Regions from separate parts of the Mus musculus genome. Here regions 1 and 2 are each linked to region 3. Evidence: chromatin loops called from intact Hi-C (ENCODE). Cell type or tissue: left cerebral cortex. All regions are shown on one strand.

Region 1 (2,500 bases), 48 kb after region 3:
CAAGTCAAAATCAAACTTTTCCCTTTTCCCTTAAGCTGGTCATTGTAGGCATCCGTTGAAGTGGTGAAGAGCTGACCGGCATTTTGGTGGTGGTCTGTGTAAATTTGATGAGAACAACAGCTTTCAACAAACAAGCCCGTATCCCTCCTAAACATATTCTCAACTGGGACACATGCCATGGCTTGGAGCAGTGGGAACTTGTGATGTCACCCGTAGTTTCCCTCTAGACCCCTGACAGCTGTCAGCTGCTGGCCCCTCCGCCTGGCCCCTCTGCTGCAGTTTGGTTCTGGAGTACCTCCCCAAAGCCCGTGTGTTGAAGATGTCCCTGGCACGGTGCTCATGGGAGGTGGTGGGGACAAAGAGATGGACCACCGGGATGGTCTTCTCCCCTCCCCCTTGCTTCCTGTGACACTTGCTTCTCTCATTGCCGGAATAACATTGCCTGACAGGAACAACTTAAGGGAAGACTGAAGGGCTCATAGTTTCAGAGGGTGGGGAAGGCAGAGTTCGTGGCAGAGGCTCGTCAGTTCGTGTGCAGCAAACAGGAAGCAGAGGCAATAGCTGGAGCCAGGGCTCTTCAAAGTCCCACCTCCTAAAAGTTACCAGCCACAGCCATTAAAATAACCCCGCAACCTGGGGATCAGGTTCTCAAATCATGAGCCTGTAAGAGATGCGTTAGACTCAAAAATAACAGCAGCCATGATTATATAGCCAGGTTAGTTTATCATACATTGCCGTATTATATATGGCCTCACCACAGATGTTCTGGTCTGGAACCTCTGGAACAGAGAGCCAAAGGTTTCTTCTTTAGCAAGGCATGGTGGAACATGTCTGTAATTTCAACAGTTGGGGTATCACCACAAGTTCAAGGACAGTTTGGTCTACATAGCAAGTTCCAAGCTACATCTCATACAAACCAAACAGATAACAAGCGAACAGTTGGCTATCTCCGGTACTTGTCATAGTAATAGAAAGCTGTCTAGCATACCTCCAATATGGAGTCCTAAAATGTAGAAAGAAATACTGGCCTAGCATCTTGGTGATGGAGGTATCTGCCCTTGGGCCTCCCTTCTCCACTACTGCCCCCTTCCTAAACTTTCACAGAAGAGGAAGCTCCCCCTCCCCACCAGACGGTACCTGCTAAATATCTGCTGCAGGCTAAGAACAGTATTCAATCCTGGAGTGATTCCAAAAGCCAGGTCTTAACAGGCAAGGTAGGTATGAACCTGGTTCCTCCAGGTCACCATGGTAACCAGCTAGAGGCAGGAAGGGAGCTGGGAGTGGAGCCGGGCTGAGTCATGATGAGGAGGAGGCTGTCCCTGGGTGGGTGAGGGGATTCAGGGCAGACAGAGGGAGAAGTGCGAACCTTTGACTTCCTCAGCTGTTCCTGTGGAAGTCTCATAAGTCCGTAGGGTTGAAATCTGACCCAGAGGACTGAAGGTCCACCCTGTGTCATCTTAGGTGCCTGGGAACAAGTGTAGCAGAAGAGACAGGAGTGGAACTTTAGGCTGGCTGTCAAAGCCACTCTCAACCAAGCCTTGGCTGACCATCTTAGATTGTTTTTCCTGTTCCTTTGACAGAATACCCTGAGATGTGCAACTCAAGGGAGAGAGGTTGATTTGAGATCACAGTTCAAAGGCACAGGGCACTGTGACAGGGGATCAAGTCAGCAGGAGCTTGAAGCAGTCATCCATCCACAGACCATCCTCAGTCAAGAAGCAGAGAGAGTGAATGCTAGTGTTTAGCTTGCTTTAATTTGCACAGTCCAGGGAATGTATTCTCCTCAGGTAAAGTGTATCTTCCCACATCAATTAACCTACTCTCAGTCATCTCTCACAGGCACGCCCAGAGGCTAACGTAACCTATATAATTTTACAGGTGTGCCTGGAGGCACCTTACTGTGACTCCAGATTCTGTGAAGCTGACAGTTCAGAATTTCCATCACACTGACCCTCTTGTTTTCTCAGGGCATTCTTTGTGTCTCTAACCCAACTGCCACCTCAGGGTCCCTGTGATCCAGCCCAGCTGCCTTTCTCTGGAGAGATCAGGACCTACATTGGGGCCTCTGCCTGATTTCCCTTTCCCCAGTCTTATGCTTAAGCTTCAGGGGCAGATGTTCTTACATTACGTGTCTAATAATCTTATAATCTTTCCTCTTCTGTCTTTTTTTTTCTTTTTTTCTTGAGACAGGGTCAAAGCCTAAGTTGTCTTTAAACTCATGGCAATCCTGCCTCAGTCTCCTGAGTGCTTGGATTATAGGCCTGTGCCACAACACATGGCTGAAATCAACCATTCATTATCTCTCCTAGGCTGGCTGCCACGTGGATCTAATTTGATGCTGAGTGGGTATTCTCTAGTGAGTGGCTCTGTGGCCACCTGGTCTCTAGGTGAAAACCTAGCAGGGTTCATCTTCATGGAGCTCTGCAAACACTCCTTGAGGGAGGGAGTGGATGAAGAAAGGAGTGAATGGGTCTGATGATGCTACCAGCCAAGTCCCACA
Region 2 (2,500 bases), 67 kb after region 3:
AATTCTGCCAGAGCAAGGTTTCAGATCAGACAGGGAAGCAGGCTGCCTCAACCATTTCTTCATGTGGCATCGATAAAAGTACTTCCCACTCATAAGGGATAGGTTTTTTGGAAAGAGTTGGCATGGTCTAGAATCCCCTGGGAGATTGGCTTCTGGGCATGCCTGATGAGAATTTTTCTTGATCAGACTATTTTATTATATATATATATATATATATATAATATTATATATAATATATATTTATTATAGTCTGATATATATTATATTATATTATATTATATTATATATTATATATCAGACTATTTTATAATATATATATTATATATATATAATATATATATATATTATATATATATAATGGGAAGATCAACACAGTTTTGGAGCTGGGGTCCTGGACTGTATGAATGGAGAAGAACAGCATCAGTGTGAATCCATAGCTCTCTGCTTCCTCGGAATAGATGTGATGTGACCAGCTTGCTTTAGGTTCCTACTACCTCGACTGCCCTGCCAGTGTGGACTGTACCATCAAACCATGATCGAAATAAACCCTTTACCCTTTTAAGTTGTTTTTGTCAGAGTCTTTTACTAAAGCTGCAGGAAACATAGCCAGTGTGATTGGTGTGACCAAGGCAGTATGTTTGCATACATTCTTTGCCTTTGCACTGTCATGACTTTATTAATGACACTTTTTTTTTTCCTGGAGCGTACAGCATGCCTAGGCATTGTAGTAATTATTTCACATATATTATTTGGTTTAATTTTCATAACTCTAGTTCTGTAAGATAGATATTGATATGAGCCCGAAATGCATGGGGTTTAAAACTTCATAGCATATCCACTTTGGGTAGTAGAATGGGGATTTGAACCCTTCCTTAGGATCACCCTGCTATATTGAGAGTGGACATTTTTTTTTCCTCTCACTCCACATTACTTCTTTAAATCTCTGAGATTAATTTGAATTTTCTAGCTGGGTCTTGTGGTCTCATGTCTGGCATGGCTCAGGATTTGGGGCTAGTCTGATGCAATCAACGGTTGTATATTCTTGGAAACGATTGCACGATGGTTCTCTAGGTGCCTTATTTTCCCAGAGGCAATCGGTGAGTTATTAGAGAAGTGTTAACCCGTGCACAATTTGTCAGCATTGGGCAGCATCTTACTGCTTGCTTTCCTCAGCCCAAGCAAATGAGTGTAATTCATTCCCATTGCAATACTGAGTATTCTGGGTAGCTGAGATCACCTGAGCATCGTGCCTCAGTTTCCAGAGTCACCTCCAGTGTGCCTGGCTAAGGATGTCACTCTCCCCACGGTACATCTGATACCCAGCCACCAGCACAGATGAGGGTTAGGTAAATCTACACCAGGTAGCTCCCTCTAGTGGCAGGACTGAGTCTTCTGCCTCGTGCTGTGAGCCTCCTGGAATGCTGTGCCTTTTGGTTATCAGGACACATGCCTTGCACCACTGCATAGAAGGGCAAATTTACACCTTCAACTGCAGGGAGCACAGAACAAATCCCAGTCAATGGGTTCTCCCTTTCTGAAGGTATGCTCTGTAGGGAAGATTGGGATCAGCAACTCCCATTCTTTGGTGTCCAAGTTTGTGCCATTTCTGTAATTGTTGTACAATGTATCTCCTTTGGCTCTGAGCTGCTGGGTCAGGGAGAGCAGGGCTGGGCTTGTCCCCTTCTGTGAACAGGACACCATGGGGCATCTGTAGTCTTGCTCCCCATAGCTCTCATTTCTGACTGTATCCATGGGTATCCATCCTCAGTTACACTGATGTCCCAGCTCTCTCAGTGATGTCAGCATCTGGGGACTATAACGTCTGCTGAGAATTTCCAAAGAACCACAAGAAAACGGTTATAGAAGAAACTAGAGTTCACCAGACACAGTGATGGAGCATCCTAGGAATAGCTGCTGAGTTTGTCCACTTACTTGTTTGTTTAACAAAGATTCATTGAATACTTGCTTTGTGTTCAATGCTGGTCAGGGGAAGAAGGCAGCTGCAAGCCACACAGACCCAGATGCCATCTATAGGAGAGAAGGGAGGATTATAATCAAGAAAGGGAGGGATAATCGAGAAAGTGTTGTATCAAGATAAGAAGAGGTTGAAGATGTGAGAGACTGTTTGTGCGAGGCTGAGGGTAAAATTTTGCTTGAGATGACCAAAGCAAGCCAGGGTCTGGGCTTGAAGAAGATTTTCATTCACGCCACTGTTTATGATGTATTCCTGACTGAATAGGCACAGCATTCCAGGAGGCTCAAAGCACAAGGCAGAGGACTATGTTAACAATATCATCTTAGGGGTTCCTGGACTCGAGGTTGGGTGTGAGTTTTATACTAGCCAGGACTACATAGTGATACCCTATCTCAACAACAGCAATAACAGTAACAACAAAGAAACTAACTAAGTAACTAACCAACCAAACAAGCAAAAACTAGTGCAGTCCCAGCACATGACTGAAGAGATAGCTCAGTCATTAAAGTGTGAGGACCTGAATTC
Region 3 (2,500 bases):
CCTGTGACATGGCCAATCAAGGTCGGACAGAAGGGAGGCATTACTAGTACCTCCAACCTCTGACAAGCATTTTATTTTTCCTTGAGTCTCAGGGCAGTGGTTACCCACTGCAGCAACCCCATTACCTACCACCACTCACTCACCTCTCTCCTGTCCTTTACCAACATTATTTACCTCTGAAGGTGTTTTGTAATCCTGTCTGTGAAATACGGAAAACTAGCTCTCCTAGAGTTATCAGGTTGGCATGAGGGCTAATTAGTGTCCCCTCTGAGACCCCTGCCTATCTCTCACCTTTGCTCCTTACAAGTGACTGCACAGCCCTCCCTGTAGAGGGTTCTGTGTGCCTTTCAGCAAGCGCACCTGCTGAAGAGAGATTGAATGTGGCCTGTCACCAGAGACAAGAGTCATGGTCCCTGTCCTTAGTAGCTCTCAATGGAGCTTAGGGGATGAAGCAAGTGCTGGCACCAATTGAGTTTTGTGAAGACTGGCCTGGGACAAAAGGAAGGAGAGTTGGAAGGGGACAGAAAAGAGGATGGTGAAGTTATTAATGGGCCAGAGAAGGCCAGGAAATGGCCATCCAGGCGGAATGAGGAGCTGGAAGTGAGAAACAGAGCAGGCTCCTACTGGGGCAGAGCAGTGCATCCTTTGAGACCGGGAAGGTTGACTGTACCCCACAGAGAGGTTCCATTATACTGAAACTCCCCCTCTCTAGACCAAATCCAGTCTTAGGAGCTGCTACAGATGTGTGAAGGACTCAAGGACCACCCCCAGCCCCCGTCCCCCCCCTCCGAATGTGCAGAACTTCTCCTTTTCCTTCAGGCTGGCAGTGCGCCCAGCACCCACAGAGAGGAGAAGCTTCTTCGAGCCTCAGAAAAAGCAAGAATGTTGCTAGCAAGCACCTCTTCCTAGCAGGGAGTAAAATAGATCCCACACACTAATGCTGGAAGCTAGTGAAGCCTGAGAGCTGACTTCAGACTTGGACTGAATGAGGCACAGGCAGGCTGGTGGGTGGAGCTCTAAATATACACCTTAATCTCATCATTAGGATGGGGAAGATGTTTCATTAGCGTTAGGTGCTATGTAAATACGAAGCACTTTCTGAATAAATATTTGCCTGCCTTTCTCCCCTTCCAGAATTAGGGTATGCTCTATGGAAAACAGCGCAATTCGTAGACACAGGAGAGTTGTATTTTGAGAGCGTTATTTTAAAATGGCAGTGTAAAATATAGCTGAATTCTGGGATCCTGCCTGAAAATAAGCCACTGGCTTCTGTGCACAGGAAAGCTGCGAGTGGCCGAGATTGCCCATGGTGCATCTGTTCTCACTACCGAGAGGCTGTCCACACGTGGTGCTCAGACCAGATCTCAACTCCGTGGGTTTGGAAAATATTGACGGTCGAAAATAAAGTGTAGCAATGAGCACAGATTGTGGGTGGACAAGAAAGGAGTCAGATCTGGAAACTCTCTGGAGGTTGCCAGGTAGTGTGTGTTTGTGTGCTTGGAGAGGCGTGCCGAGGCCATGTAAGGCAGAGGCCACTAGAAACCCCACACGCGCCGTTCTCTCTGGGCTTCTCCACTTGGCTTTCATTTTTCTTTTCTCTTCCCCTCTTCCCTTCCCCACTCTGTAATTTCTTTCATTCCTCGCCCCCTTCCCCTATTTTTTTTTATTTCCCCCTGTTCTCCCTCTCTGTTTCTCTTTCTCTTATATATTCCAGGCTGGCCTCAAACTCACCTTGTAGCCAAGAATGAACTTGGATTTCTAAGTCTCCCACCTCCGTGCCCTGAGTTCTGGGATTATAGGTGTACACTGCTATGCACACTGTGGGTATTGAACCCAGGTCTTCCTGCATGTTAAGCAGGCACTGTACCAAATTGAGCTACATCTCCAGCTCCATTGGCTTTTATCAAATATTATTTATTATAAAAATAACACAATAGGATAGGATTTTTAAAAAGAAATGTAATTTCCAGCCATTAAGAACTTTAGTTAGTAATTTCTGCATTCCTTTATAAATAATTTAAAATTTGTTATTGTAACTACAATGGGCATAAACTTCTGTGTTCAGATCACTTTCTTACATGGTTGTGTGGTTTTCATAATCACTGTGTTTCTTTGCTTATTTGGTTGATTAATTCATTGATCTCTGTAGCCCAAGCTGACCTAGAACTCACTGTTTCCCAGGTTGGCCATGAACTCTCTCAGCAATCCTCCTGTCTCACTTTTCTGGGTGTTGAGCCCCTCCCCTGGCTCCTGATCACTTCTGTGACAGCTTGCCAGAGCCCTCATCGCTGCAGAGTATGTGTGTCTTCCTGAACCTCGGGTCACCCAAACAGTGTTTGTTTTACAACAGTGCTGAGATGGACATCTTCAACTCTGTCTTTTTCTCATTGAGCAGCTCCATTGTCCTCTCAGAATCACTCCCAGCACCCAAAAGGAAATACGACCCTGGCTGAGTTTTGCAGTCCAGTCATGGGGTTTGGTAGGGAAACTTGTGACCTGG

What was found. Peaks named below come from ENCODE experiments on the same cell type or tissue, not always from the same donor. Only the 100,000 strongest peaks of a DNase experiment are listed, where the experiment ranks them.
Region 1: a loop joins it to region 3, with 1.9 times the contacts of the local background. A loop is called at or near these places in 5 of 42 quality-filtered maps.
Region 2: a loop joins it to region 3, with 2.1 times the contacts of the local background. A loop is called at or near these places in 4 of 42 quality-filtered maps.

The regions. Positions count from the first base shown.
Region 1 is chr14:63,740,213-63,742,712 of GRCm38, forward strand. All of the region lies in intron 1 of Xkr6 (X-linked Kx blood group related 6), which reads left to right. It overlaps Gm36218 (a long non-coding RNA gene), which reads right to left and starts at 1,205. Exons shown (of 3, transcript XR_383494.4): 1 at 1,138-1,205; 2 at 756-831; 3 at 1-94. In left cerebral cortex, no CTCF peak of the experiment used is centred here; a DNase peak (open chromatin) is centred at 1,292.
Region 2 is chr14:63,758,619-63,761,118 of GRCm38, forward strand. The region is part of intron 1 of Xkr6 (X-linked Kx blood group related 6); the gene reads left to right. Among named protein-coding and RNA genes, the nearest start is that of Gm36218, 18 kb to the left of the region's middle. In left cerebral cortex, a CTCF peak has its summit at 1,380 (motif pointing left); a DNase peak (open chromatin) is centred at 1,368.
Region 3 is chr14:63,691,833-63,694,332 of GRCm38, forward strand. The region is part of intron 1 of Xkr6 (X-linked Kx blood group related 6); the gene reads left to right. Among named protein-coding and RNA genes, the nearest start is that of Mir598, 34 kb to the right of the region's middle. In left cerebral cortex, no CTCF peak of the experiment used is centred here; DNase peaks (open chromatin) are centred at 975 and 1,254.